2 separate regions of the Homo sapiens genome follow, and region 2 is linked to region 1. Evidence: read pairs that join two places in POLR2A ChIA-PET (ENCODE). Cell type or tissue: A673. All regions are shown on one strand. Links, peaks and the distances in the headings refer to the core of each region. The heading gives the core; the rest is flanking DNA.

Region 1 (16,210 bases), core at 3,963-11,962:
AGGCATCAAACTTGGAAGATCTATAACTATTTTATTAGACGGTAATATATAAACAAATGACAGTTCAGATAATATTTTTAAAGTGCTATGATCATTGTAACTTTAATCAGATAAAACGTAATTATTATTAACATTTTTACATTATAGCTGATTTGTCTAAATTCTAATTACAATAAAATATATCGTTTTATCTTATCAAATAGTTTTTATATTGAGAGTGAAAGAAACAGTAAAATAGTCAGAGGAAAAACTAGTGCCATACCCAAAAGTATTACTTCAGAAATTTACTTTAATATCATATTTATATTAAAATATTTTATTTGTCTCCATGGTATTTCTATGAGATATTAGACTGTTTGTCCCTATATCCCTATTTTACTCATGGAGAAACAAACATAGTATGTTTAGTAAATTTTTCAAGGTCATTCACTATGTCAGAATAGCGCTGGGAATCTAATTTATTATATTTTTCTTGTACAATACAGCACCTAACACAGCGCCCTAAAAGAGTAGGTATTCAATAAACAGTCATTGAATGAAAGAATTAATGGACAAACCATTCTGTTCTATGAAATCTAAAACATCTATCATATTTGCTATTTCTTTACTCAGTAAATTCAGCAGGCTGGAGGAGCAGTTGAGCAATAAACTTTATGCACTCTCCTACCCACAAGTTTAGATTGTCACCTGAAGGGGCTTTGCAAGATGGTATTGTCTGGTCATTCCTGAAATTATACACTTCCAGGATGTCCCACATACCCCATAAAGAGAGTCATTAATCTGGTTCATGTGACACTGGCTTTCGTGGTGTGAATGTGGTCCACCAGCTTTTGGCAGAGACCAACTTCTTTCACAAAAGTCTCCAAAAATGCATTATTAGTAATGAATGTATTACTGATACCTAGCCTAATGATTTTTAGTGACTGTTTTATATCTTGGTCCTAAAGAACCGTAGTTAGTGGCAATCCTTGAAAATAAATCACTTGGCTAGTATTGGCTCTGGCTATCTCAGGCCTTGCTGATGGTAATTACAATGCTAGAAAGGATAACTCAATTTATTTCCTGAGTTAATTTGTCATAAGTTCAGTTGCAATTGTAAACATGATAAAGGTCACAGAGGCATGACTTTTAGAGTTGATAAAAACAATGTAGTAAAGAACACGAGTATTTATATTACCAGGAATATGACAAAAACATAACAGTCATTCCCAGGGATGCACTGTCGAGTAGATTAAAAATTGTTATCCATGTCATTGGCACTGATGACCAGTTACCTAAAATACAAGTAAGACATCTCACGAAGGCATTTAAGGCTAAAATGAATTCCTTAAACTTTGATGGCATTCATATTTTGCCATTATGAGAAAGAAAAACATTTTACTTCACAGAAAGAATGTATTAAAGTGAAATGAAAATATTTTTATATTTGTCACCCAAATTTAGTGATTGATCTAAAATTTCACCCAGGTGACATTTTTATTAAGACACAGTCTGGAGAAATTTCAGAATTCCACATCTCATTTGCTAATATTTTAAACAAACGATTCACCAGACCTGACTAATTGAATGGTGTATTTCCACTGGACTGAATGTCCTAATTATCATTCAAGACATATCTTAAAGATTTATCAAGCATTTACTCTCCACCTTACCATGTCTAAAGCTCAGAGATATTTTGAGCTCTAAAAGAGTATCACAAGAAATTTATAGCAGTCTGTAGTACAACTATTACCCATTCTTAGAGCAAAGCCACAACTAAAATAGAAATAGACAAAAATAAAATAAAATCATTAAGCATCAACTTATTGGGTAAATTAAGTTTAGATACCCATATGATGCAAAAGGGTCACTTTTATATAAGCTTCCCCATCTTTTAAACTTAGAGCACAGTCTATGTTGTCATTAAAAAAATAATAGCTAACTGAAGCCAGGAATTCATTTTGCAATTGTGTCAATTATTTTAAAGATACCATTATTAAGTAAACTTTAAATTAGTTTGTGTACAACCTTATAGTGACTGGAAATAAGATAAATACAAGCACCCCCTCCCACCGCAGCAAACACACATAACAGATTCTTGAGACTTAGACCCTTAAACATGTCTGCTCATCACTCAATCCATTTGGCCACCCTTTCCGTCCACACCAGGCCAAAGAGCAAAATGTTTTCACAGAAATTCTCTGGGTTGCATATTCTTAATTGCCTGAACTACTGTGGACAAAACATCACATTTTTAAAATCTTAAAGCACTTGTAAGGGTCATACATGTGTGTTTACTGTCCTTGTTGCTTCTGTCCTGGAGAATTTGCTTGACCAGAGCTCTCTCCAGGGCGGTCTGCAGGAGTGAAAGGAAACTGAAATCCATAGCCATTGTACCCATCCAAGTAGACACACTGGAAGAAACTGATGGGACCTAAGGAACAGAGCATGACAGTTTGTTAAAACATGCAGAACATGAGCAAAAAAGCACAGTGAGGCAGTGCAGTGCAGCAGATAAGGTCACAGATTCTGCCAGCAGCCTCCGTAGCTGTTGGCAAGTTACTAAACTTCACTGTGTCTTGGAGTCTTTATGTATAACATCAAAACAACGAAAACCGCACAGAAATATTATGACAGTTAAATGAGTTACATGAGTTACATGTGCTCTTAAAATTCTTCCTGGTATGTAATAAGCCTTTAATAAGTGATAATAAAAATGGCCTGGCAGAGAAAGTCAAAGTTCTGATCATATAGACATCTGTTGATGTGCATAGCAATCATAGAGACATAGTCACAGGTTTCAAAATATGAGCTTATCAATATGCAAAGCAACAGACTGTGTGTGTGTGTTTTATAATGTCACAGAGAGGTGGTGCCAACATCTAGAAGTTTTATTTGCCCTTACTTTAGAGGCAAGAGCTTTCCTAAGGTGGCTTGGTTGCTCTTTGAGCAACAAAGGTAGCAGCCAGGTAGCAGCTCTGAGTAGAAAGCAAAACAGGAAAGTTAAGGGAGTGTGGTGCAAGTAAGGACTCTGGACTCAGTAAGCCGGTGCTCCCAGGTAGCAGCTTTGGTAAAAGATGGCGAGTTTAGCATCTCCTCACAATCTTGGGTGCCTACAAACTTCCAGTGTTTTCTATCCTATCCATTTGCATTCTGTCAACCAGCCATAGATTTTTGCAGAAGGCCAGGAAAGAAAAATCATAGTTAAAGCTAGTGGTGTGTGGGAGATAAAGAAGATGGCCAAATCCATATGAGACTAGGGGTTTATGAAGTAGAATAAAGCAAAGGATAGGAAAAAAGGAAGCTGGAGAAGCAACCAGGGAGTATTCTGATTCCATTTCCATGGGTCACTGGGTTTTCAGGGATGACAATAGTTTGAAGAATCTTGAATTTAGTTATCTTTTCCAATGCATCTCATCTGGAATGATTTCTCTTTTCTTCTATCTTCAAACCGAAGCAATAATACAACTTCCGTCTCTTCAAGTTTGTGGAGGTTATGGGAGCTTGGGGGTTAGGCAGGCTACAAGAGGGACAGTAGTAAAGCCGGCCCTGCACAAGGAGAAATGGAAATCCATTGCTAAAAGTAGAAGGGCCCATCAATGACAGGCTGCCTTCCAGCTGCTTATCAGAAGTGGACACTGTTTTGACACATTTATTTAATTGATGTTGAATAAGCTACTCATTAAAATATTATTATGACTGCAAATATTAGAGCTTAAATTAAAGGCTCATGAATATCAGGCTATAGAACTGCCTTCTTGTAAGACGAAGATAGCAAATATCATTTTGATGCAATAGATCCCCCAACTGAGGTTAGAATATTTGACACCATTTTACTAAAAGTATTTGCGTTTTGTTTTTAATTAAAATTTTTACTTTGAAATAATTGTAGACTCACATGTAATTGTAAGAGTTAATACAGAAAGATACCACATATCTTCACCTAGTTTCCTTCAATGGTAACATATTGTAAAACTATAGAACAATATTCCAACTAGGAAACTGGTATTGATACAATTCACCTGTCTCATTGAATTATATTTTAATAGTTATTTAAAATATATGAGATTTCAAATGTTTATGTGACATAGCCACAAATTATTACCAGTAGGTTAATAATTGGGAAAGCGTTGCTATATAAAATGAAAATATGTCCAGATTGACCTATAATTCTTTTTCTTATGGATTTTGTAATATTACTCAAAGTATCATAAGACTCTGCTTATTTCCCTATATTTCTCACAACCTTATTATATGAAGGATTATAATAAGTGTCTTATCTACTGCAGTAGTTCCAGCATCCAAAGAAGTACTTGGAACATAGTAGGCATTCAGTATCTGTCTAATGAATCACCTATTAATACAGAGTAGGAGGCATTTGCTATTGTAAGGGGCACTTTAGTAATTTCCTGCACAAAAACATCCAAAAAGCACTGGAGAATCAAGAGACGTCATTTCTTCAGACAAATATCTAGCTCTTTACTTTAAAAGCATTATGTGACACAAACTTCAGTTATACCTATTTCAAAAATTGCTTCCTTTATTCTGTTCTGCAATGACTTTAATGCAAATACAGATTTAAAATTTATTGCTTTACCATATGAACAAAAATGTCTAATTTGGAAGAACCGAAATAATGAGAAACTTGGGCATTGAATTTTGTAACTGCACATGAATATTGATTGGATTCTAAAATAAATGATCCCAAAGTTTGAATATTTAGAACCTACCATACATCTAGCAAAATCAAAAAGAATCTTGAATCTTAGAAGTGAGTTTCCAAGCAATTGAATTGCTAAAACCTATTTCTTCATTTTTTCTACCTGATATAAAAAAATTTGGCATATTACTTCAGCTGTCCTATTATAAAGCAGGCAGTAAGACACATTTAAGCATAGATTCAGCCAGAGTACTAAGGATCAGAAATATGTAGAAGGATTTGCGATAAATGCCACTTCAACCATTACTTGTAACTCTTCCAACTATCTGCCTCTTGCCTAACACAAAAGTGATACGCTTCTTTTTAAAATATAAATGACCTACTTTAATGTTATTCTTCATGTCTATGCTAAAAAATTTTTTCTTCGAATACTGGTCTTAAGAGAGTCTAACATTTTTACATAGATGTAGCATCTTTAATACAGAATGATTTATTACTTTTAATCTCATTATAAACTTACTTTTCTGCTTTGTGGGAGACACATCTTCAGTTCCTTCTAGTGGATAAAAAATATAAAAGTAAATAACTTGTACATTTACAACTTTTATATAAATATATATGGGACTGAGAATGTCTAAACAGAAGCACACTATGAAAGAAACAGGAGTTACCCTTTTTATAGTATACTCCAGATTTGTACACAGATTCTATTCATATTTTCACTGTAAAATTTAATAGGCAAGAGCCAGAGAGAGAAAGGGAACCCATGAAAAAAATGTCACGCTACAAACAATTGTTTAAATAGGAAAACTGGCCCTGATGTGTCAGATATTCATTAATGAGGATAGTTGACATGCATCCCTTTCCTGAGAAGGGATCTTTGATGCTCAGAATTACAATTTGGTAAGGGTAAAATCTGGCTAAAGATGAACATTTTAGTCAAAATAATCCCAAATTTGGAGGGACATATGTTTTTCGTGATCATCCTTGCCATGAAAGTAGAGCAGCAGCCCAGTATCCTGCATTCTTCCCTTTTCACGTCTGATTCACTGACTATTTATTTATTTTTGCTGTAGTAATATCCATCGCAAATTTATGTAGTGTTGCATAGCTTGAAACTATTTCTTTGAATCCCTTTCTTCCGATTAGAAGTTCTTAACTGGTATCCACGAATGGGGTTTTGGGGGTTTTTCTATAAAACATTGAAATAATTAGAAGTTGTGAGAGAGTGTGTGTGTGTGTTTGTGTGTACATGTGTGTTAGTGTGTGTGTTTCATAGAAAGTTAGGTTTACAGATCTTATCAATTTTTCAATTGGTTCTAGAGCGGTTCCCCTCAGAGTGTAATCTATATACCACTAGTTTCAGCATCAATTGATTTATTTATATAAATGCAGATTTTTAGGTTCTAACTCAGATATTTAATTCTAGGGAGACCTACAGTTGATCTGTATAAACATTAAAGTTTTAGAAGCACTGGTCTATGAGTAAAAAACCTATTAGGGTGGCTAGTCTTAATTCAATTTAAAAAATATATATATAAAATATAGTATTCAGAAAGGTGTCTTAATACAAGTGTAAATCTCAACTTTTATTTGATAAGGTCCTGACCTGTGTGTGTTTTCTCAAAGCACTATTTTCCACATTGTTGGTTAATTTTGGGCACTGGCAAAGAATTTATACTTCGTTGGCTAGAACAATGCTTAGGCAAATACTTATTGCCTGCAGACAAATTTAGAAGTGGAAGAGAAAATACTTTTTTTTTATATGCAAACTGTGTACCTGGCAAAGGTCTAATATCCAGGATCTATAAAGCACTTAAACAAATTTACAAGAAAAAAGCAAACAACCTCATTACAAAGTGGTCAAAGGACATGAACAGGTACTTTTCAAATGAAGACATACATTCAATCAACAAGCGTATGAAAAAAAGCTCAACATCACTACTCATTAGAGAAATGCAAATCAAAACCACAATAAGATAACATCTCACACCAGTAAGCATGGCTATTATGAAAAAGTCAAAAAATAACATATGTTGAGGAGCTTGCAGAGAGAAGAGAACACTTGTAGACTGTTGGTGGGTGTGCAAATTAGTTCAACTATTGTGGAAAGCAGTGTGATGATTCCTCAAAGAGCTAAAAACAGAACTATCATTCAACCCAGCAATCCCATTGCTGGATATAGCTGGAGGTCATTATCCTTGGCAAACTAATGCAGGAACAGAAATCCATATACAGCATGTTCTCACTTAAAGTGGGAGCTAAATAATGAGAAAACATGAACACAAAGACGGGAGGAACAGACACTGAGGCCTACCCAACGGTTGAGAGTGGAAGGAGAAAGAGGATCAGAAAAAATAACTAATGGATGGCAGGATTAATACCTGGGTGATGAAATAATCTGTACAACAAACCCCCATGACATGAGTTTACCTATATAACAAACATACACATGTACCCCTAAACCTAAAGTAAAAGTTCATTTCTTTTTAACATAATGCCTATTTTATAGCAGCCCTAATGAAAAAGCCAGGAACCTTTCAGAAAAAAAATCAAGTTAGCTGAAGCCCTCATTCTACAGATGGAGAAATTTTGTCCTGGAAATACTTTATGAAGTTCGTACATCTGGAGATCGCAGGTTTTCCTGACTGTTTGTCCTCTGGCTTGGGCTGGAAGAGTGCAGGGGTTGAGTCCAGCCTTCCATTTCTTCCTTCCTTCCTTCCTTCCTTCCTTCCTTCCTTCCTTCCTTCCTTCCTTCCTTCCTTCCTGATGGTGCTGCTAATATAGGTGACTCATCTCAAGTCTTCTTAATAAAATCATGGCATTCTTGTAATTCTTAATGGAATAGTGATTTTGAAGTATTATTCCTGTAGATTGGCAAATAAATGCATCTGACAATTGTAAATAAATCAATACCCAACTAGTGTTTTTAATATGTGAAAAGATGTATATTTTCCAAATAATGTTAAAAAGCTGTTTGCTTTAAAAATAAGCCTACCATGTAAATGTTGCCTAGAAAAGCTTAAGACTAGATCAAGAATAGCTAGGAAAAAAAAAAAAAAGACAGACAAAAACCTTATAGCTTTGAGAGAAAACTTGTAAATGATCCAAAGACAGCAAACTCACCTTTAGCTTTCTTTGAAGCTGGTACATCTTCAACATCTTCTAGAGTACAGAAAAAAGGCACATAGAATCACAGTCAATTTTTCAGTTTTCCCAGAGGAAGTATTGTATTTAAAGGTTTTTAAGAGTCACAAGATCCCTGAATCTACAAACTCAGCATCTACAGTCTCCATAAATAAGAGCTGTCTGACCAAAACAGGCACTTCTCTGACTTGGAGAGAGGATGTGGAGAAAATGATGAGTGCTGCACTATGGTAATCAGGCTGGTAAAGGTTACTTAGGGAAAAGGCTTGTGGTGACCTCCAACACCCACCCCCAGGTTTCCCTCCTCCTCTGACTCCTAAAGCTCCTTTCAAAAATCATAATCATTTATAGAATTTAGGAAAGTTAAGGTAAATGGTTTCACGCATACAGCCTAGATAAAGAGATCAGTGTCTACCCACACAATTTATTAGCAGATTGATTAGATTTTAGCCTTTTTGACAATTCTAAAAAGCCCAGAAATAAACCCATGCACATACATGAGTCAACTAATCTTTGAAAAAGGTACCAAGAATAAACAATGGGGGAAAGATAGTCTCTTCAATATATACTGTTGGGAAAACTGGATATCTATATGCAAAAGGATGAAAGTGGACCTTTATCTTCCACCACCCCAAAATCAATTCAAAATGGATTTAAAGACTTAAATGTAAAACTGAAACACTTTTAAAAGTAAGCACTGGGGAAGAGCTTCTTAACATTGGTATTGGCAATGATTTTATGAATCTGACACTAAAAGTATAGGCAACAAAAGCAAAAATAAACGATTGGAACTATATCACACTAAAATGTTTGTGTACAGCAAAGGAAACAATGAACAAAATGAAAAGGCAAATTATGAAATGGGAGAAAATATTTGCAAGCCATATATCCAAAGGAGGTTGATACCTAAAATATATAAGACATTGATACAACTCAATAACAAAAAACAAATAAATGGGCAAAGGATCTGAACAGACACTTTTCCAAAGACATACAAATGACCAACAGGCACGTGGAAAGATGCCTTATATTATTAATTATCATGAAATGAAATAAAACCACAATGAGATATTACCTCACATCTGTTAGACTAGTGATTATCAAAAAGTCAAATGAGATGTGCTGGTGAGGATTTAAGAGAAAAGGGAACTCTTGTTCACTTTTGATGGGAATGTAAATTGGTATTGCCATTATAGAAAGCAGTATGGAGGTTCCTCAAAAATTTGTTTGTTTATTTATTTATTTTACCACTAGACAATAGTCATCCTCAACATATTTAAGAAGAAGCTACCATATGATCCAGCAATTTCACTTCTGGGTATATATCCAAATATTTATCAAATATATTGTATGCTTGAAACTTTCTAAGAGAGTAGATCTTAAATGTTCTCACCACACAGACACACACACACACACACACATACACACACATACACACACACAGAATGGTGGTAACTACGTGAGGTGATGGCCATGTTAATTAGCTTGATTTTGGTAATCATTTCATAATGTATATGTATATCAAAATATCACATTGTATATCAAATATATATATAATTTTTATTTCTCACTTATATCTCAATAAAATTAGTGGGGAAAGGAAGACACTACATTTGAACTAAAGCTCAAATACATACACAATGACTCTTAAGTTGTATTGTGTAAATCACTTGGTCTTTTCTGCATTCAACTTACAAGCACATATTGGAATAATGTGGAAGTAATTTTAAGTCTGAGGCAATTCTAATGCAATATAACGGAATGATGCTTTAATTTTTAACATTTGAAATTATCTGAAAGAAGGTCAGTTTTGTCTTATTTATTTAGATTTTGCATACTAACTGTTCACTAATAAATGAAAAAGGGGTAAGATAGGGTCAGTATGCAAATTTCGTCTAACAGGAAAGCAATGTGACCTTTATAGAAAAATGCTATTATGTAGAAGAACACAACAGAAAAAGAAACAAAATTACTAGAATTTTTTTTACTATATATTATTAAACTTTTGATCTGGTCAGTTGTAAATAATATTTAAACATAGGTTTAACTCAATTAAATACTGGATAAAATGACCATGGTCTTGAACTGCTTAATCAACTGCTATAAATAATGAAACAGTACAAACTGTTATATGATGTTGTGAAATAACTTAATATCTATATTTTAAAAATGATGTCAGTTCCTAAACAAATCAAATAATATCTTAATTGTGTAATAAGGTCCTATTAATTCCTATGAAAGTTCTGTACAAAAATAAAATGAGGCAAAGTCCGTGTCCAAAAGGAACATATATTTTATTTTTGTAGATTATAGCACACTTGAAACTTATTCTTTGGATCCATTTATTACCACTAGAAAAATAAATACAAATGGAAGGAATAAAGACCTCAGTGTCTTCAGATTCTATATTCTGATCCAGCATCAACTGGCTATAAGTGACAAAAGCTGGCAAGAGCTGAGTCACATGTCAATCGCTCAGGAGACAGAAGCACAAGAAAGTAAACGGCAAACCTAGGACAGTTGCTATAGAGATGCATTTTCTGTGGAAGAGACTTAGCAGCAAACATTTACAGAACTAGGAATAAAATTCAAGAAAGGAATAAGGCACTTACTGTCTACTTATTCTTACAACTTGCACGTTGAGTGAGTGGTAGTTTTGATAAAACAAATATTTGACTCTGAGAAGGTAGAATCATGGCAGTGAAAGGAGTGTCAAAATGTGCCAATGAAATTTTAAAGAGTGACCTGCTTTGTCGGACTGTCAGGAAAATGTTTAATGAAGGAAGTAAAATTTGAAATGGGACTTATAATATTTTCAAGAAGGAGATGCCAAAATTAAAGTGAGGGCAACAATATGAAAAAAGGCTAGAGACAGCGAAGGACAGAGATATTCAGGGAGTAGAGGAGACGTTCTGGAAAACTTGGATAAGATTATCATGTGGAACATCTTATACATCAGGCTAAGTACCCTCAACTAAATTTCATAGCTAGTCAAGGTTGCTCAAGAGACAAATAATGTTTTAGAGATGTACTTGGTAGAAATAAATAAGACTAGAGCATGAGAAAATGAATGCAGAGAATGCAATTTGGCAAGTGTTCTAATAGCACAGAAATAGTACATTCTCCAAGTAGGAGTCACTGAAGGAGTTAAATACAAAAAAAGGCTTTGCCAAAAGAATGAAATAGAACTAAATACAAGTAAGAACAAGAGATTGGTACTATAAGGAAAATAACGATATGTTATTTGAGTTTGGAGAAAGACAGTGGTGCCACTCCCAACTACAATGAAGTCCCTAGGGGACACTGATATTTGCTGGGGATAATGAAAAGTTCAATTCTCTATGGGTTGAACTGTGGTGCTAGGCCAGTCATGCAGTTGCAAATGCTTAGTAGGAAACAAGACAGAGCTGGCAAGATGTCTGAAAAGGTTAGAAGTGATATGCATCAAGTTAATGGGCAAAACTCAGTAAATTGTGAGATCATCACTTTTAATTTTTGCAAAATAGTTAATATTTCTTAAGATTTTCTACATGCTAGGCCCTATTAAGTTATTTCATATGTGTTAACACGTTTGATCCTGAACAACAACCATATGAGGCAAGGACTTTTTTGTTTGTTTGTTTGTTTGTTTGTTTGTTTTTGTTTGTTTTTTGAGATAAGATCTCACTCTGTCACCCAGGGTGGAGTGCAATGACGCCATCCTGGCTCACTGCAACCTCCGAGGTGAGGACTTTTATACTGAATCTACTGTACAAATAGAGGAGAGAGAGGTCCTGCCCAAGGTCACAAAACTCATGAGTGGCAGAGACAGAACAAGAACATAATCCAAATCTCCTATATCAGGGCCTCTTGAAAGAGTGTTGAAATTTATCCCATGAATAGTACACCTGCTATGTGCCAGCCACTGTTCTAAACATAATCCAAATCTCCTATATCAGGGCCTCTTGAAAGAGTGTTGAAATTTATCCCATGAATAGTACACCTGCTATGTGCCAGCCACTGTTCTAAGCACTTTATAAATGTTAACACTTTTCACCTCCTCAGAATATCTGTGAGGAATATACTCTTATTGTTCCTATTTTATAGGTGGGACAATTAAAAATCAGAGAGATTCAATGTCTCAGAGCTATAAGAAGTGAAAGAACTGGTTTTTAAGACTATGGCATTCTGGTTCCAGAGATGGTGCTGTTAATCACTAAGCCATTCTGCCTGCATTAGTTTGTTTTCATACTGCCATAAAGAACTGCCCAAGATGGGTAATTTATAAAGGAAAGAGATTTAATTGACTCACATTTCAGCCTGGCTGAAGAGGCCTCAGGAAACTTACATCACGGCAGAAACAGAAGTCAACGTGTCCTTCTTCACATGGTGGTAGGGAGAAGAAGAATGAGAACTGAGCAAAGGGGACAAACCCTTTATAAAACCCTCAGATCTCCTGAGAACGTACTCACTATTGTGAGAATAGCATGGAGGGACTGCTCCCTTGATTCAATTACCTCCCACCAGGTCCCTCCCACAACATGTGGGGATATGGAAATATAGTTCAAGATGAGATTTGGGTGGGGACACAGCCAAACCATATCACTGCCTCTGGAGGATGAACTTCTAAACCCACTTCTCTCTGATTCTAGTACCCATGCATTATGTTGCCTAACATACCTGCTGGCAGGCTCTGACAGAGTCAAGTTATGCATGAGCCACACACACACTTGTGCAGAACAGAAATGAAGGAGAAGGCATTCCACTAACCCCCTTAAAATGAGAGGGGGTGCTAAATGTGTCCCTCTGCACTTCTAACAATCTACTCTCCCTCAGTGGCGATGAAAAGTTACTTAGTTGTCTTTGAAAATAAAGACAATGAAGAGGTAAGCATAATATTTTTTCTGTTTGCCTAAACATTATAAGTAGTGTAAGCTACAGTTATTTCTAACATTGAAGAATAAAATTGTACTATCTTGACTTTCAAATTCTAGAGTTCATTCTTCGCTTACATAGAAACAGATTCCAGAGGAATCAGAGATAGCAGTGAATCCATCCTCCTATCCAAGCAGTTGTCTGCACTATAATAGAGTCATGAAAAAATGGGCCATCTTGTCTGTATGGCTGTCATTTTAATCAAGGACTAGGTTTTGTATAACTCTTCAATACTTATTTAATTGGGCCTACTGACACAAGGGTTCTTAAATAGCTATCAGTTTATTAAAAATCAATAAATTTACAATAGAAAGTCCTGGATTTTGTTTGGTCAAGTAGTCCTTGTATTTTCTGGTTAACTGAAGGACTTTCTCCTTTGTCCTAAATCCATGACTTGCTTCATTTCACATAACTGTCTGTTTCTACACTTAAGAAAAGTGTTATTCTGTGATCAAGTGGAATGCCTGAAAAAGTAAGAAATTACCTCTGTTCTCTGCCTGAAAGTTTTTACTTATCTCCAATACTGTTCTGCAGCCATGGGTCAAAAAAGTTTCATGGCCAATGGGATTTTTAACAGGGTTCAGGTGTTAAGTCTTCATCTCTTTGGAGTCAAGGGTGGACTTGGTTCTATGAGGTTGAAGACACAGATGATTTAAAGACTTGATCTGTTGGTATTTAGGAGACTGCGTGTGTATGGACTCTAATAAATATGGACTCTAATTACAATTGGCTGATAAAAATTCCAAGTATATGAGAAAATGTAAAGTCCAGCCTCAGCACCAATGGTAGGTATGGTATATAATTATGTTTATTCTTAATTATGTAGGTTTGATAAGTGAATTCGCAAATTTTATACTAAAATGCAGATTTCTCATTCTCAGCAAGCAATCTTATCTTGGTTCTACATTTTATTCTCTAGAGCGGTGGCTTTCACTTTTTTCTTCACAGAATTCCTTTATCATCTTAAAATATTAAAGACCCCAAAATATTTTTTATGAATTATATCTATCAATAGTTACCATAATTGAAATTAAAGCTGCTATAAAGACACATGCACACGTATGTTTACAGCGGCACTATTCACAATAGCAAAGACTTGGAACCAACCCAAATGTTCATCAGTGATAGACTGGAATAAGAAAATGCAGCACATATACACCATGTAATACTATGCAGCCATAAAAAAAGGATGATTTCATGTCGTTTGTAGGGACATGGATGAACCTGGAAACCATCATTCTCAGCAAACTATCGCAGGGACAAAAAACCAAACACCACATGTTCTCACTCATAGGTGGGAATTGAACAATAAGAACACTTGGACATAGGAAGGGGAACATCACACACCGGGGCCTGTCTTGCGGTGGGAGGAGGGGGGAGGGATAGTATTAGGAGATATGCCTAATGTAAATGACGAGTTAGTGGGTGCAGCACACCAACATGGCACATGTTTACATATGTAACAAACCTGCACATTGTGCACATATACCCTAGAACTTAAAGTATAATAATAATAATAATAATAATAAAAAGAAAAATGATAAAACCACCACTTCTAAATTTGGATAATTGGAATATATTCAACACCCTTATCATATATTTGCAAAACAATTTACTAGAAACATATTCATAGCATTTTTCATAGATGGTTGGAATCTCAGTTTCTTCTTCATACAAAAGATTAATTCATAATGTATATTTTGTGATGTAGGCTGTGTGTTTATGTTATAAAAGTAAAATCATAAACAGATTTTTAAAAATTTCAGTCTAGCTTTACAGTCAAAGTGAATATTACCTTGAAGGTTTCCTATGATTTATTCATTTAAGATAAAGTTACTTTTCCAGCAACAACTATGAGAACTACAATGAGATATTTTTCTGTGCCAGGTATGCTACTAGGTACTAGATTTTACACATGTGTTTTAACCTAAGTCTCACCAATACCCTTATGAATTATGGGGAAAATATCTGATTTTACAAGAGAACTTTGAGCCCCAAAGTATTTGAAAAGAACTTCCCTGCAGCAACACATTTTAAAAAGTGTTGAAAGAAGGCATGAAGCTAACTTTCCTCAACATCAAGACCCTCACTCTTTCCTCTAAACTATTCTATCTTTACTTGCAAAGCACTTTGCTCTGTGCCCTGGAGGAACCAAAAGGAAATAGGATGCTACTTAGAAGTAATTTACAAACCCATATAGAGAAAATGAAAAAGTACCCAACCAAATAGAAGGGACTCTGAAGTATGAGATAGTATATGACAATTGATAGTATAACTGCGAGGTAGTTTCAAGATTGAAATGGTCAATTCCTCTTACGTAGATCAAAGAAGTTTTTTATGGACACTCTTCCACTGGTGATGGACTTTGAACAATCGTAATGAATTGCATTGTTAGAGGTACAAAGAATTGTTCAGGAAAAGAGAATGATGGGATCAAATCTAGGAGGCAGCAGTATTAGGAATATAGAATGTTCAATTGGGCTAGCACCTACAATAGGTATAGAAAATGATCACACACACAAAAAATTTTAATGTAGTTTATACCTGGATTATAGAGGCCCTAGACTCCTGGGCTTAGAAATGTAGAATTTATTCCAAATTTACAATGAAGAAATAGTCAGTGTTTCTCACATATATGGCCCAATCATTTTAAAGTTTGGAAAATTTAATGTCAGTGGACATAAAAAGGAAGAATGACAAGTCAGAAAAGGGCCTGCTGGGGAGTGAATGCAATGGTTTAGAGGAGAAACAGTAAAAGCCTACATGACTTAAAACAAAATTAGGGTCCGGGACAAGTAATACTGATTGGTCAAAGTAGAATTCAAAGTTTTATGTCTAAGTGACTAAAGAGTGGAAGTCAGATGGCAAGAGTAGAATCCCCTCTTGGGATATGGAGAGGGTAGAAGGATAAGGGCAAGAAGAAGTTTATGATATGAAGATCAGTTGTAAACTTGTGCAGACAAAGGGCGAAGTTAGGAATTGAATGTGACTGGAGCTGAAAAAATAGGTTAAGCTTCAGAAGAATTTTGGGTCTTATCCACAAAGAAGTAGATAATGTAGAAAACAAAACTGGATGGCCCCACTGAGGAATAGCACAGAAGAGTAGGAAAGAGAGCTGAGGTTGGAAGAATTCAACCTCTGGGGAAAAACAGCAGAAGCCCAGTACTGAGCAAATAGACTGAAAAAAAAAAATCCTATATTATGAAAGCCAAGAGAGGAAAACATTTCAAAAAGGGCAGGCGACCCACAATGTGGAAGGCATTAGAGAGGTTAACAATAGGGGAGAAGTGAGCAAAAGGTAATTCAGCTTTACAATTTGGAACGCTGTGTTGAACTTGAGGTTAGCTATTTGGGGAGACTGTTGGGGCAGAAATGGGGGCAGATATCCAAGCTGCATGGAATTAAACTGAAAGAGTAGAGAGAAATTGCTAGGAGATCTAGTTCAGAAGTGGCTGCAAATGCAAGCAGAGCAAAAAGACAACAGCTCTGAGAAGCAGAAAGGGCAAGGAA
Region 2 (16,210 bases), core at 5,091-13,090, 1.6 Mb after region 1:
TAACTAAATCTTGCAGTATGTTATTGGTATCACCTGTTCCTAGATGCAACTCCAGCCCTTTTCCTACTGGACTTGGCTTCCCTCATGTCAGGCAGCCTTCCCCTTGGGAATTTTCTGTTTCCTGTCTGTTAGTCTCCATTCACACCCTTACACTCATTTCAGCCTTTCTGAAAAAGGAGGTGGTAAAACTTCACTAATCTCTTAGCGAAATTCTCACTGTGTATCTGTGTACAATGTGCTGAAAAACACCTTCAAATCCCATTTCCATTTCCCCAGAGAATTGGGCTTCCTGGAGAGAGATATTAAGGGTTTTGTCTGCCTTTTTTAGGTTGACAATATCTTTTATTTTAACTGCCTCTGCATGTCATCTATTTCAAGATTTCTTATGTAATTTACACATTTTAATTTACTCTATTCTCTTATTTTAGTTTTTTCCCCTTTTCTTTTTACTACCTGAAATCTGCCTTCTCTTATTAACGATGCTCTGATTCATTATTTCACTTCTTATGATCTGACTGTTTTAAGTGCACCAGAGGCCACTTAAAAGACTATTAAGCCTCCAGAGGAGTGACAGGTACTTTTGCACTAGCCCAATGATTCTTACTTGTTTTCTATCTGCTGCCCTCATGAGAGCTTTCTTTCCAAGCATACACTCTATCATCCCTATAACTAAAATAATACCAAAAAAAGCCACGTACACAGTTCATCTTCCTTTGCCATATCAGGAGAACCAGAAAATTGTAAAGAAAAGAGAGTAAGAGGAAATCTAGGAAGAGCTGACCTCATCATTAATTAACAGCTACTGGTAATTGCACGTTTCTATTTATAAAGCTTCTCAGAACCTCCTATGAGACTTCCCTGCAGATCCTAATTCCATGAGTATCTTGACTAGTCCAAAAGCCCTTACTCCTAATCCCAACGAGAGCTAACATAAATAGGTGTATTGCCTAAGACAGTTGCTTCACCATAAGACATTTTAGAGAATCTGTACCTTTGAAGTAGAACAAAAAGTGTTGTGGATATGTCTTATTTAGTTTAGGCTATGTTTAACACAGAGATTCATATTGTTTATAGAAGAATTAAGAAACATTTTGCATAATATATGAAATGTTTTAAAGTGTCCATGACCCAGCAATCTCATTTGGAATAATATACCCTCAAAAAAATTGATAATTGAACCAACAGGTGTGTTTTCCTAGGATATGTCTTTTACAGAAAAAATTGAAGCTACCTGAAAATAGGAGATTGAGTGAATTTTGTTGTATCAATATAAGGAAATATATGTAAGCATTACAAAAAATGATTGAGAGTTCTATTATTGTCATTGTAAGACGATATTTTGCTGAGGGACAACAGTAGATTTAAGCAGCATATATAATACAATGGGATTTAACACTTTTGCAAAATTGTGTTTTTATATGTAGATTATAGTGTATTAACAGAGATTAAATAAATGGCAGAATTATGAGTTATTTCTCTTTTTCTCTTTCTACTTTTTCTATAGTGAGCATGAATCAATTTTGAAATTAATGAAATCTGAATCTAAATTTTTTTTAAAAAGTGTTTATTTCTTAGAGTAAAAACACCCAGCAAAAACTGAGGAGGTGACACTTAAGCTGAGTTTTGAAGAAGCCAGAAGAGTTCTCTAGGTGAATGCAGTGGTTCTCCTTCATGCAACAGCAGGGGCAAGGGCTGATATATGTTAGAGGAGTTGCTAGAGAGAATGGCATTTATGAATACTATAAGTAGCTCAATGAGACTAGAACATACAGTGCAATAGAAATATAATGGGTGTGAAAGTCAGGAGGCAAATTTTGAAAATGCCACATATGCCAGGTAAAATAATTTGAATTTTGTCATGAAAGAGTGAGAAAGATATTTTTTAAAGAGTAATGGCATAATAGAATTGCATTTTTAGAAAGATCACTCAGAAGCATTGTGAAAAATGAATTGGCAACCTTTTATCATACACTCTGCCAGACTGAGGCAGTGGCAATGAGGTGGGAAAAGAAATAATTGAGTTTATGGTCTTAGTTGTAGAAACTTAGGGCTTTGTAGGGTGGAAGTATAGGTGTAAACATTGTCAATGATAACCTCTGAGATTCAGGATAATCCAATGGAATAGTCAATGGTGCCATTCCCTGTGACAGAGAGCAAGAGACGAGGGCCAGAGTTAAGGGGGAAGAGGACTCTGTGCTGTACATGATGAGTTTGAGACACACAGAGTTTTTCCAAGTGAAGATGCCGAGTGGGCAGCTGCACATTAGAGCCTGGAGCACTGAAGGGAGATATCAGCAGCATATGTGGATTTGGGGAATCTACTTCCCATGTGCAGGCATGATTTTAAAGGATTATTTTACACTTGCTTTTCACATGCTTTTCATTTCATAACTTAGAGAAATCTGGCTTCCCCACCTCCTCGTATTAAATACTGTTCTCACTAAAATGATCTCCAATGACTTGCAGGAGGCTAAGTCCATATACAGTGAAAGTTGTGGAACGAATAGAGAAATATGTAAAGGAAGAAGCAAAGAGGGCTTAAGAGACAACTTAGAGATCACAATTACTTAAAGTTCTGTTAACGAAAAAACTCAGACACTGTGGAATCCAAAAGCAGGAAGGATGGGAGAGGAGCAAAGGTTGAAAAATCATCTATCAGGTATAATGTTTACTCTGGGTAATGGGTACACTAAAAGCCCAATCCCTACTAGTATGCAATATACCCATGTAACAAACAAGCACACATATCCCCTGAATCTAAAAGAAAGAAAAAGAACCCAAAACTAAGACTGAAATTCATAAGTAGGTGGGAGAAAAAAACATAAGAGACTATTGTTACTAAGGCTGAGGGATGTGAGAACTGCAAGACCCCAGAGGCTTTTTAGTGGTGTTGGAACTTGGCCAAGCCAAATAAAGTCAAGTCTGAATACTTTCTGTGGACTTAGTAACCTGAATGTCATTAGACATCCTCCTAGTGAGAACCGTTTTAAGATAGAAGAGAAAGTGGAAGCCTAATCGCTCTGGATTGTGGAATAAAAGACACACAAAGAGCAAGTGTAGAATAACCCTTCAACAAGCCTGGCAGCAAATGGGAAGGAGAAAGAGGAGGGAGAGAGAAGAGGTGCGAGTGGTGGGGGGGTCACTGGAAGCCTTTTTAAGATTTGCATTTCTTTTTTCCTGCGGGGAAAGGAATGGTAGAATGGGAAAACTGAGGTAATTGAAGAAAAGAAACAGAAGGACACAGCATTCGGACCAGAATGAAAGATCAGCTATGGCTCAGAGGTTAAAGACTTTACCCTTGGAGATGGGTTTATAGGCCTGCAGGCTGGATAGCAATGGAGGTAAATTTGAATGTGGGAAAAATTTGGGAGAATTTTTCTAAGTAGAATACCAGGTACAAATTACAAGTTATATTCAGTTTCTCAAAGAGGGACTAGACCCAGCAATTTCTATGCAGATTATTGGTGCTAAAATAACCCAGGTTAACCACATTAACTTCAGAAACACAATAAAAGGGACTTTTTCATGTATCCGATTAAATTACTATGGAAAAATAATAGAGTGGGGTTAGTAGTGTGAGTGCCAAGAAAGGTGCAATTTAAAATAGTGATCAAAGTAAAACTTACTGAAGTGACATTTAAACAAGATTTGAAAGAGATACTGAGAAAATATTGCATGCCTAAAAGCTGCCATGGGCTTCTATTTTCAAGTAATAACAAGGAAGCTCATGATAGCTAGAGAAGAGTGAGTAGGAGAACAAGAGGAGGAGATTGAGTCAAAGAGGTAATGGGGAGACACATTATGTCACATTTGGAAGCCTCTGTAATGACACTGGCCTTTACTGAGAGTAGATTGGAGAGTCATGGAAGATTTTGAACAAAAGAATGACATGATCAGACTTACATTCTTAGATGATCAGGCTGGCTGCTGTGCTACAAGTAGACTATGAGTAAGGCTGAATTGTTGCAAGTGGGGAGACGAGTTAGGAGGCTATTGCAGTGATCTAGGTGAAAGAAATGGCAAATTGGACCTGGGAGACAGCAGTGTAGATGGTTAAAAACGGTCAGATTCTGAGTATACCTTGAAGGCAAATCTTACAGTATTTTCTGACAGATTGGTTCTATAATGTCAGAAAAAGAAGAGTCAAGGATGAGTCCACAAGCTTGGGACTTAACATCTGGAAGGATGGCATTGTCATTACCTGAAACAGAACAGCTATGGATACAGTTAGGTGTAGTCAGGTATTAGGGAGTAGAGCAGGATTGTAGTTTGCACATAGTAAGTTTGAAATGTCTACTAAGACGTTCTGAGGGGAGATGTCTGGTGGGAAGTCAGACACACAAGTATGTCCAAAGATACTGTCAACACCTTGGCTGGGCACGGTGGCTCACGCCTGTAATTCGATCACTTTGGGAGACTGAGGCAGGCAGACCACCCAAGGTTTGGAGTTTGAGACCAGCCTGGCCAACATGATGAAACCCTGTCTCTAGTAAAAATACAAAAGTTATCTGGGCATGGTGGTGTGCACCTGTAATCCCAGCTACTTGGGAGGCTGAGGCAGGAGAATTGCTTGAGCCCGGGAGGTAGAAGTTGCAGTGAGCCAAGATCACACCATTGTACTCCAGCATGGGCTAGAAGAGCAAAACTTCATCTCAAAAAAAAAAAAAAAAAAAAGATACTGTCAACATCTTGTATCTTTGACAGTATCTTTGGACAGTTGTTGTCCAAAGATACAAGCACCAAGGATACTGTTAATGAATGTGATGATTTTAAAAAAATAAACCTCCAATTCTAGAGAGAAGAGAAGAGAAAGGTTTAATTTCCTGACCTCTAAACCATCTGTGCTCTCAAAACACTTGAACATAGGGTATGGAAGAGGCACAGTCAATATTTGATAATCAAATAATTCAAGCATATTTTTTACTTCCATGAAAGGACAATGCTTCATTTCTTTTAACAACAGGCTTTTGAACTATTGAGTATTCATTGGACTGGGAGTGAGGAAAAAAGCAGATATTCAGACAATATTTGAGACAGGCAAATGTGGAACTCAGAAGTGAGTTTTCCATCTGCCACTTTTTTAGGAGGCCGATTGGGCCAAGCCATTCTGAACCTTCTTTTGCAGCTTTCTTGGGATGAAGCCAGCCTTTAATCTCCTCAAAGGAACTTCTGTTCGTATTCATTGAATTAATGGTTTTACTTAAGAAGTTGATACAGTACAGCTTTAAAAACAACAACGAAACCTACATTATAAATTGAAGTCATCTCCAAGTAGTATATTCAAGTTCTGAATTAATTATATAGGAGATTTTGACCATCCAGAGAACATTACATTATTTCTGTTTATTTAATCCCATTTCATTTTCCTTCAAAAACTCTTCAAATAGGATATAGTCATATACAGGTAAAACTGAATTTTTCATGTAAAAGTGAATTGTAATTGCATGTGACTATAAAGAGATCGTTATCTGTGAAATGGGAAAATGCCTGCAACATCAAGCTTGCACTCTACGTGAGCAGTGACCCTACTATCTTAGCTATGATAACACTGCAAGGAGCTAAACCATCAGTCAGGGTTACTGCACTGGACAGCTTCAGAACCCTCTTGACACTGATTTAATTGAAATAATGATTTTTTTTTCCTTTTACTATCCTGAACATTTCTGTTCTTTTAGAGAGGTCAAGCTACTGAAATACCAATAGTATCCAAAGGGTCCAAAGGGTCAAGGCCAAGGGCAGCAACAAAAGTTTGTCATTGTACAGCATAAGAGGATCTGGTAATGTGGAAGTACCTCACTCCTGTGCCAGCTTCAGTACACGGCTCCTTTTCCCTGAGGCTGGCAGCTCTGGCAGAAATTAAAGCAAACCTTAGCCTCCTAAATCCAATTGCAGTTTGGATTGGAGGAGTTTTTGTTCTGAAAGAATATGTAGTGATCTGTGTTCATACTGTCCATCCTGTAAGCAATGATTAAAACTAATTTAGCTTGGTTATTCATTAAGTCTCCATGGACATTTTTGCATAACTATGGACTTTATATTTCTACCCAACAGTTTAGCACTGACTAGCCCTTGGGTTTATTGTACCCTACACTGGCTTCTTGCTGACAGTACCATGCTTGAGACTGACTTTTGAGTTTGAAAAGAGCAGAAATTCTAGACTAGAATTTCTAGAGGAAGAGTAGGAAGTGGATCACTTCACCTCTCATTTTTATTTGCACTCCAGTCACTCAATACACTGCTTTAGATCAAGGACAGGAACCATAGCCACAGAAAGGTCGTGAGGAAGTACATCATCATTCCAGTCTGTAGTCTACCTAATTCCAAATAGCATGTGATATGTGTATGTGTTTGGGAGGTGAAAGGGTAGGATGCCCTTGCCTTACAAATAGCTAAAGCTCTTAAGGGTAGGGTTGTGCGTTTTATTTCTGCTATAGTCTTGTATTCATCCACACTTCCACTTTAATATAGCCTGAACTCTCTTATTATACACCGTAATTTTTATCACATCTTTCTATTATACAGTGTTTTCTAAGAGATAAAAGTATGGTTTCCACTGTTTTTTTCTTTAGCAATTGCTGGAGTATTATGCTTCAAATTATAGGCACTCTAGATTGACAATTGTTCATATATTTTTGTGCCAAGTAGTCTTTTATCAGTTACTTACATTTAGCAGAATTAGAAGGTCTCATTTTTCTATTGCTGAGTGTCTATATTCATCTTAGTCGTAGCATATTTTCTTAGTTATAGATATTCAATTTAGATTAAAGGCTTAGATGTTGTATTATCATTAATAAAGAGAAATAGTTGGTTTCAACCTAAAATTTTTACCTCTTCAAAATAAAAGATATTCAAGGTAATATATGCTCATGTGATCAGATTTTTTAGTATTTTCTAAAGATTTAAATATAAGAATTCTGTATAATTCAGATTTTTAATAAATAATATTAAAGTGCAGATGGAAAGTTATGCTTTTGTGTATTTATTTATGTTTACTTTCCTAATCAGCTGCATATAAAGGAAGAAATTTCAGTCTATGAAGTGTATATTCTAAAGAGCTATCAAAAATGCCCATGGATGCCAGGGAGAATGTAGCCTTTTACATCCTGAGCTTGACTGGCAGACAGTAGAGTGGTTAAGAACATGGATTCTGGAGTCAGTCACCCTGGGTTTGAATCTCAGCTCCACTACCTATTAGCAGGTGACTTTGAAGAAGACTTTTAACTTCTCTATGCCACCAATTCCTCATCTATAAAGAGAATATAATAACTATACCTATCTCATAAAGTGATTGTGAGGAGTAAGAATTTATGCATAAACAGTGCTTGGCACAGAATGAATACTATACTAATGCTAATTGTTATTATTCACTAATATTCTCATATTGAATATATTCATCAGAGATGAGGAACAGCAAAGTCTGCCTGCCTTTTAGGAAGTTGTGAAGGTTGAAATTGATATATAACTTGGAATAGTGAAGTTGCAAGTCACTGGGAGTCAGAGTTATCTAAAGAAAGGGATTTAGAAGGAATCATACTCACAAACAAATTCTAGCTGAGGACCTTTTAGAGTGGAGGAAAGAGGTGAGGTATAAAAAATTTCTCTTACATTGTCTAATTTTAGAAAATTGACCTGCAGAAGCAGACTGAGGCTAATTACAGAATTCAGCCATCCTTCATAAAAGACCACAAAAATCAGCAGAATGTCATTTCTTACTCAGTATTTCTTGCTTTATTAGAAATCACATTCACACACACACACACACACACACACACAAACACACACACATGTACACAGAGATGACATCCAGTAATGAGGTTTTAACAATTTTGAAGTCATTAAGGTACAGTGAGGAGATAGACAGATTGTCATCAAACTTCGCTTTTCTGGGAGAACAAGTGATAATGACAGCATCTTTAAAGGCAAGAAAAAAATGCAAACAGCTTGCTCTCCCCCTGAGCTCTGATGCTGTGGTAATAACAAGCTCATGCCTTTGTATCTTTTCAAATGTAGTCGGAAATATAATGGAATGGAAAACATGTTTTCCTGAAGTTAAGGGAAAAAAACTACAAGTCAAAGGAGATATTAAAATGCCGAGTTTAAGGAACGAAAACATGGTTCTTATAGCACTTGATAGCAATTTTTAAATAATACTTCAAAAAAAAAAAGCCCTGCATAGGGGACAATTCTCAGCAGTCTCCTTTTTTGATATTTGACAAATTATCAAATTATTTTTCTTCTCCTACTCTTGTGTTTCTTTAATAGAGTCATCAATGTTGTATTCTCCTTGATATTTTTTGGCAAGTGTATAATAAAAAAATTTTAATGATATAATAATTTAAAAGAGAAAGTAAGAACTGATGATCTGGATAGAATTAGTTTGATATAAATATAGAGAAAATTCGAGCTCAGAAATATGAGTGATATTTACTAATAAAGATAGGTAAATAACTCTTAAAGAACTTTTAAAATTTGAGTAGTAAGAGAAGCAATTCCAATCCCCATATTTAAACTTCTCTTTTAGAAGGCGATTCCAAAAAATCTCTAAATTAGCTAACCATTCTCAACCTCTGCCTGCTTAAAGGAAAAAAAAGAAAAAATCAGAAACCACTTGAGCCAATTAATACATATACTAGGGAGAAAAAGAGACATTAAAAACTACCTTCCTTCTTGTAGGAATGGCTGAATAGAGTCAAAAACCGATGAACATTTACAAATGAGGAGAATTAATATATTTTTTGCTTCTCCTAGGAGCTCAAAGTGCATTCATAGTTATGATTTTTTTATCTTCATCTTGGGCCCATAAACGAGATGAAATATATTGTCAGGAGCGCAAGACCAGCCTGGCCAACATGGCAAAACTTCCTCTCTACTAAAAAATTATACAAAAATTAGCTGGGCGTGGTGGCACAGGCTTGTAATCCCAGATACTTGGGAGGTTTTGAGATGTGGGAGAATCAGTTGAGCCCTGGAGGTGGAGGTTGCGGTGAGCAGAGATCGTGCCACTGCATTCCAGCCTGGGCGACAGAGCCAGACTCCAACAAAGAAAGAGAGAGAGAGAGAGAGAGAGAGAGAGAGAGAGAGGAAGGCAGGAAGGAGGGAGGGAGGGAGGGAGGGAGGGAAGGAAGGAAGGAAGGAAGGAAGGAAGGAAGGAAGGAAGGAAGGAAGGAAGGAAGGAAGGAAGTCCTCCTGTCACTATTTAATCATGAAATCCTAAAGCAAAATTATTTAAATGAGTTGGTTCAAGATATAAGATTGGAAGTAACTGAAAATAAAAACCAGTTAATCCTTGAGAGCCTAATGTCCTTTAACAGATGAGTAAGTAAATAAATTGTGGCATCCTGGAAGAGTTTTGCTATAATGGCCTCCAATTGATTTTGACATTGAGATGATAGCAAACATCATACAGAGACCTGAGAAGTGCACCTTACTATTATTGCTCTTTAAGCCTGCCACACCAGTGTGAACAAGCCCAGATTATTCTGATGAATGATTAGATATGTGAGACCACAAATATGGGGTCCATTTATTTGACTTCATCACCCCCACCTAACAATAAGCCAAGCCCCAGAAAAAAAGTGCTACCCAGATGATTCACAGTCAACCATAGACTCATGAGTGAGCCCAACCAAATTCAGCAGAAGAACTGCCCAGCTGAACTCAATTCAAAATGTTGACCTAAAACACAATGAGCAAAAATGAATGGTTGTTACTTTAAGCCACTAAATTTTGGTTTGGTGTGTTATGTCTCAAAAGTTAGTGATAAAATTATATTCACATACTGATAGAACGCCAGTTGAAAATAAAACAATGAATTACTGTTAGATGCAGTAGCTTGGATTAATCTAAAAAATATTATATTATGCTCAGTGAAAGAAGCCAGACACCAAGCAATAAGATTCTATTGTATGAAGTTCAAGACCCAGCAAAAGTATTCTATGGTTATCAAAATCAGAACAGGTGTGGCCTGGTGGGTGGTGTAAGGGTTGGGAGAGTGGTGAGGATGAAAGGCCAAGAAGGAACTTTCGGGGGTAGTAGAAATATTCTTGGTTACTCTAGAGAATGCTGATAGTCCAGTAGTCCAGTTTAAGAATTAATATGCAAAAATGAATTAAGTTGTGCAATATAGGTATTTCTCAGGGTGCTATATGAGCACAGAGAGTGAGGAATGCCTATCTGTGCTTTTTGGTGTTTAGAAAATATTTCCCTGAGGAGTAGCCTTGAAGTAGCCCATGTTTCATGTAGGCATTCACTATATGGTGATAAATGTTGTTTGTTGGACAGAGAAATGCCTTATTCAAAAACATAAAGATATCAAACAGCATGGCATGTATAGTAGAGGAACTGCCAGAGATTTAATATGGAAGAGTAAAGGGGAGCCACAAGTGTTGGGGCTGAAAGCATAGGCTTGAGCCAATCATGAATGTCCTTCGACACTTTGCTATCATGTCTTTACCTTGTGAGCAAAAAGAGTTATCGTTTAGATTTTCAAGCTCTTAGAATCATCCCATCCATCTGACTCTCCACCTGATATGAGACTTGCCTTGCTCACCAGCAGTAAACTGAAGACAATTAGTGACTCACCAATATATGTCTAACATAAGAAGCCCACGCTGGTGTGTAGAAGCACGTGTAAGCAATTCAGAGGAGAACTATAAAATCATGATGAGTCGGAACCACTGAAATGGTAATTAAATGAGTGGGAGGAGCATGTGCATTCTCCTACATGCTCCAGGTTTCCCACAAGTAGTATTAAACTCCTCTGTGATTTGTCTGGTAGCTGAGCCACTTTGTTTCTTGATGATTTCCAAGCTCTGCTAATTCAAAGCTCAGTATTATCATCTGTATCCAGATTTCCGACTTGGAAAACTAGGTGAACTTAATTTTAACTTTTTTTTAAGTGAATGTGAATTCACTCTGATTATTAGAATCTTATGTTCCCTTTGCTTGAGAGTATTGTCAGTTTTGCCTTTTGGATAAACTAAGAAGACTGTGTGAAAATGAGAAGCATAGGATTTAGGGTCCATAGGCATGAATCAAGTCCTCTCATTATGTCTGAATCTTGGGAGAGCACTATATAACTTCTCTAAGCCTCAGTTTTTTCATTTATAAATAATAGATGATGATAGAAATTATCTCCTTAGTTTTGGAAAGAATGGATAGCAGAATGGCTGTAAAGATGTTACCACATGCCCAGAATATAGTGAACAGTAATGGCAGCTATTACTTTAAATAGTAATCACTGGCATTTCCTTTCCTACCTCCCAGCTGTTACCAGGATGTGAGGGGTTGGTTAGATGATTGGTTGGTTTTGAGGTTTAAGCACTAAAAATAAAAAAGTAATGCACAGAAATACAATTGCACTTTTTCCTAGGTTATATATTCCCAAACGGTAATAATGGTATTGCTAGTAATTAATGAAATCCCTTCAGTCTGAGGTTTATGACATTCTGTTTCACCCTTGCATTGGCTATGAGCTACGTAGAAAGAAGACAATCTAAGATTTATATTGAAAAGAAGGTAACTCAGATGGAAAGGAAGAAAGGGTCAGTGAAGAACACCAATTATAGCCAAGTTCTGACTCCAAAGTTATTCAGTCCAACTAGATTATACTGCTACACATGGATAGACTTGACGGGCCTTTTAAGTGACACTTCGATTCAGTATTGTGCCTTTTAAAATTGCTTTGGGAAAAAACTGGTCTTCAAATTTGTGTCTTCCCCAATCCACATTTTATTCCCCTGGAGGGTTCTTTTTCTTTTCCTACCTTCACTCCCATTCATCTTCCTTGCCACATACTGCAACAAGTACTTTGCTTCAGAGGCACGCTTTATTGGATGCCACATAAAATACCTTTTCATAAGCATAAAGCTTATTCCCACAGATGTCATGGGAAAGGGACCAATTGCTCTAAGGTTCCTACTTAACTGTATTTTCAAAACCCTAATAATGCATCTGAGTTTACGATAACATTTTAAAGTCACTCTTCTCTCTAGCTGGTTTGTCCTGATGTTTCCGTTGAGTTTAACTGTTTCTTTTTTAGTGCAATGAGAGTACTACTGACATCATTTTTGTATAATATTAATCAATGCATTATTTTTGATCACTGGATATGTGCTGAAGTCTCAGGTGCATTGTATATTCCACACTTTCCTTATCTTCCAATCTAGTACCTCTAAAAAGAAGGAAATGTTAACGTAGTTTTAGCCCCTTTCTTTTTCCAAATGCACCTATTTAATGCCAGTTATTTTTGCAACTAAATATTTTAATACAAATAATCTTCTCTCCTAGTCTCTACAGAGAAATCTGGCCTTGTGTTCCCATTGTCATCACTGGGGCAGCATACTCCTTCCAGTGAAATTCATGGATCCTTCTTTAGCCTTGTCTACTAATGTTAGAGAATATTCAATATGGGCAAATTTATTTTTACAAATGCCTTACCTTTTGTATAGTTAATTTTGCTATTGGTACCCTATTATCTCTGATCAAAAATGATGTTACTTGTACCATTTGCTCCCCAAAGAGCTATGTAGTGATTTTGTTCAAAAATTCTGTAGACAGTATTAATTGTGTACATTTTACAGAACATTTAAAAATTACACTTTCTGCTTCAAATGATTCATTATGAATAAATCAGAGTTCCTTTTGCACATTACAAACATACAATCTTAAACTTAGCTTTACCATTAAAATAGTATGGTATTATTGATAGTTGCTTTTTACATTTCCCAATTATTTTCAATGAATAGTTTTGGTTAAGGACTCCCCTATGGCTCTTATCTCTAAACCGGAAGGCGATTTCATGGTAGTTCTATTGCACTAGATTGGCCATTTCTTTGATCATCTCCCAACCGGCACATGTATGGAATGGTTGAACTACTGCTGTCAATACAGTTTTAAAAACGAATCTGATATGTAAACCCTGAGAGAGGTATTAACCATAATGACATTTGAATGTTATTAGCCATCTTTCGTCCTGCCTGAGTATCTTCTGCTCTGCCCAGTTTACTAATACACCAGACTCCTCTGAACTAGGATAACTTTTTGATAAGTTTGGACTGAAGAAATCTACCAGTTTCCAGAGACTATTTCATAACAGGAATGATTTGGTAAACCAGTGTTGGCATTTAGTTCAGTCTATTTCCCAACTTAAATAGATAATACCAGTTTGCATGTATGTCTAGTTTTATTTAATCTTTTAAAAAGTGTTTAATACAGTCATGCTTGATGATGCAGCAGAATACCTAAAGGCTGGTATTAAGATATGTTTCTGATCCTCTGAAAAGCTTTTCTGACCCAGTAGGCTGTGAACATTCACAATAGCCCTGGAGGCAATCCTCCATGTGTTATTGCAGGTTGATAACTGCACCTGGATTACTCGTAGCAGAGAAAATTTGCAGTGTGTTCCACAATAGTCCAGCCAGTGGATTAGTATGAGATAAGAATCATCTGGTAAACAATACAGATGATATACCAGCCCACATAATAAAATACTTCATATAAAGACCTTCATTAATAACACTGATATAATCACATTTGAATCCTTTGCTGAAGCAATCTCAAATTATGTAGATGGAATAAGATGAAAAAGAGCAAGTAAAAATCATCTGCAACTTAAAATTATACTTTGTGTGTGCATAATATCCTTCTGTTCAAATTCCTATTACAAAAAGCATGGGCTTAGAGCCTATGAATTATGAATTCAGAACAAAATTGGATTATTTAATTTAAATAAAACATACAACCAATGTATTTGGAATGTGAGATAATTGTGGGTAAAAAGTAGTGTTGCTACTCCTCATTTCTAATCATGTTGGCATAAAGGCACAAAATTAAAATGTGTCTTTGTACTTAAGAAAACAAGCATATCTACTTGGTTTAGATATATTTATAACTCATAAATTATAATATGAAGGTTTTTAAACATAAATAGAACTGTCCTAAAATGTAGTATTTTTCAAGTAAACTTTTATGGTGAGATAATTATAGATCATATGCAATTATATGAAATAAAATGAGAGATTCTGTTTACACTTTACCCAGTTTCTCCAAATAGTATTACCTTGCAAAAATTAGTACAGCTTCACTTTTCGGATCTGGGTATTGATACAGTCAAGACATAGAACAGTTTCATCACCACAAGGATCCCGTATATTGCCTTTTTACGGCCACATTCACTTCCTTCTAACCCACCCCCCTTAGTCCCTGGAAACCACCAACCTGTTCTCGATTTCTACAGTTTTATTATGTCAAGAATGTTCTACAACTAGGATCATATAACATACAACTTTTTGGGTTGGCTTTTTTTCACTAACCTCAATTCTATGGAAATTCATGCAGGCTGTTGCATGTATCAGTCATCCCTTCCTTTTTCTTGCTGAGTAATATTTCATGGTATGGGTATACCAGTTTGTTTAACTATTAACCCACAGAATGACGCTGGGGTTGCGCCCACTTTGGGGCGTTATGAATAGTGATGTTATACATATTAGTGTACAGGTTTTTGTGGGAACATGTTTTTATTTCTCTGAGATAAAATTGCACTCCTGTGTAGGAGTGCAATTGCTGGATCATATGGTAGTTGCGTGTTTAGTTTGTAAAGAAACCTCCAAACTGTTTTCCAGAATGGCTGTCCATAAATGTTTCCCTGTTTCTGCTTTCAAGATATCTGTTTTTGGGTTTCCTAAGTTTGATTGTCATGCATCTTGGCATGAATTTCTTTAGATTTATACTGTTTGTGGTTCACTAAGCTTTTGGAATTAGTAAGTTTGTGTCCTTTGCCAAATTTCCGAAGTTTTCAGTCATTATTTCTTTGAAGACTTTTTCAGTGCTGACCTACTTCTCCTTTTCCTTCAGGACTCCAGTGGGGGAAAAAAAAGTTAGGTCTTTTGTTATTTCCATGAGTCTCTGAGGCTCTGTGCATGTTTTCCAGTTTACTTTGTCTCTGTTTCTTAGTTTAGGTAATTTCTATTGTTCAATCTTCAAGTTCACTGATTCTTTCCTCTGTCACCTCCACATTTTTCAGTTCTAAGTTTTCAGTTTGGTTCTTCCTTATATATTCTGTTTCTTTGCTGAGACCTTCTAATATTTTAATTTATTTCAGGCATGTTTGTAATTGCTTATTGGAGCATTTTTGCGATGTCTACTCTAAAATATGTGTCAGAAAATCTTAACATCTCTATCACCTCTGTGGTTAGGTTACATTGGCTGTCTTTTCATTCAGTTTGAGGCCATCCTCACTGTTGGTATGATTAGTAATTTTTAATTGAAACATGGACATTTGGGGTATTATGCTATGAGACCCTAGATCTTAATTAAACCTTTCATTTTAGTTGATTCCTCTGATGCTGTTTTGATGGGAGAAGGAGGGATGCTGACTTATTTCTGCCAATTGGGGATAGAAGTCCAGGGTTCCCACTTAGCCTCCATTGAGACTTAAGGTGGGAAGGGCTTTTCATTAAGTTTGGGAGGCTGTGGAAGGTCCTGCCCCCCACTAGCCTCTGACTGATAGCTCCATATCTGGCAAGAGCCTTATTACTGCTCCAAGGTGGCTTTCACTGATGCCATGGGGGTGGCGGACTGGCCTCAGTACTGCTGGGCATTGGTAAAAGTCCTGATCTTCTACTAAGCTTCCACTGACATCACCCCAGTGGGGAGAAGAGAGTGTCTGCCTTGTTACTGGAGAGTGAGGCTAAAAGTCTGGATTACTTACTCATGAGGCAGTGGGGAAGTCTTGGCTCCCTACTCTTTGTTGCTGTGGTTGGGGAGTGGGGCTACAATTTTTGTGTTTTTGTTTTGTTTTGTTCTGTTTTCTATGGTGTTGGCTAAAACAAAGAGGTACTATCACTGTAAAATTTTCTGTCTTGCTAGGCTGCCTTTTCCCTTTTCTCTGGTCTTTTGGCTAGAGACAGCAAGGGTTTACTGGGGCTTTTAAAAAATCTGTACCTGTTGGCATTTCAGAGTTATAGGCTTCTTCAGCTCCAAGTAAGTCTGGTGTATATGAAATAATAATAATAATGGAATTCACCCTCATGTACTTTTTTGAGTACCAAAGGCCATAGCTGGTCTGCCTCAAAGTCTTCTTGTAATTGTTATATATATAATGTTCAGAGTTTTTAGTTATACTTAATAGGAAAGATAGGGAAAGGTATCCTTCCCATTGCTCCAACTTCCCAGAAACCGAAATCCAGAATGTAATAGATTAAACGCTAAG

The links. ChIA-PET counts read pairs that join two places held together with the same protein. Peaks named below come from ENCODE experiments on the same cell type or tissue, not always from the same donor. Only the 100,000 strongest peaks of a DNase experiment are listed, where the experiment ranks them.
Region 2: POLR2A ChIA-PET joins it to region 1 with 10 read pairs; 2 of 35 experiments call an interaction of 5 or more read pairs at or near these places.

Annotation. Positions count from the first base shown.
Region 1 is chr6:123,216,328-123,232,537 of GRCh38, forward strand. It overlaps TRDN (triadin), which reads right to left. Exons shown (of 41, transcript NM_006073.4): 39 at 7,766-7,804; 40 at 5,160-5,195; 41 at 12-2,413. The coding sequence ends at 2,274. Among named protein-coding and RNA genes, the nearest start is that of TRDN-AS1, 220 kb to the right of the region's middle. In A673, for the core only: no CTCF peak of the experiment used is centred there; DNase peaks (open chromatin) are centred at 4,394, 6,834, 7,314, 7,984 and 1 weaker place; H3K4me3 peaks cover 1,922 bases; H3K27ac peaks cover 7,112 bases.
Region 2 is chr6:124,770,203-124,786,412 of GRCh38, forward strand. The region is part of intron 4 of NKAIN2 (sodium/potassium transporting ATPase interacting 2); the gene reads left to right. Among named protein-coding and RNA genes, the nearest start is that of RNF217, 180 kb to the right of the region's middle. In A673, for the core only: no CTCF peak of the experiment used is centred there; DNase peaks (open chromatin) are centred at 7,959, 8,949, 9,319 and 10,649; H3K27ac peaks cover 7,088 bases.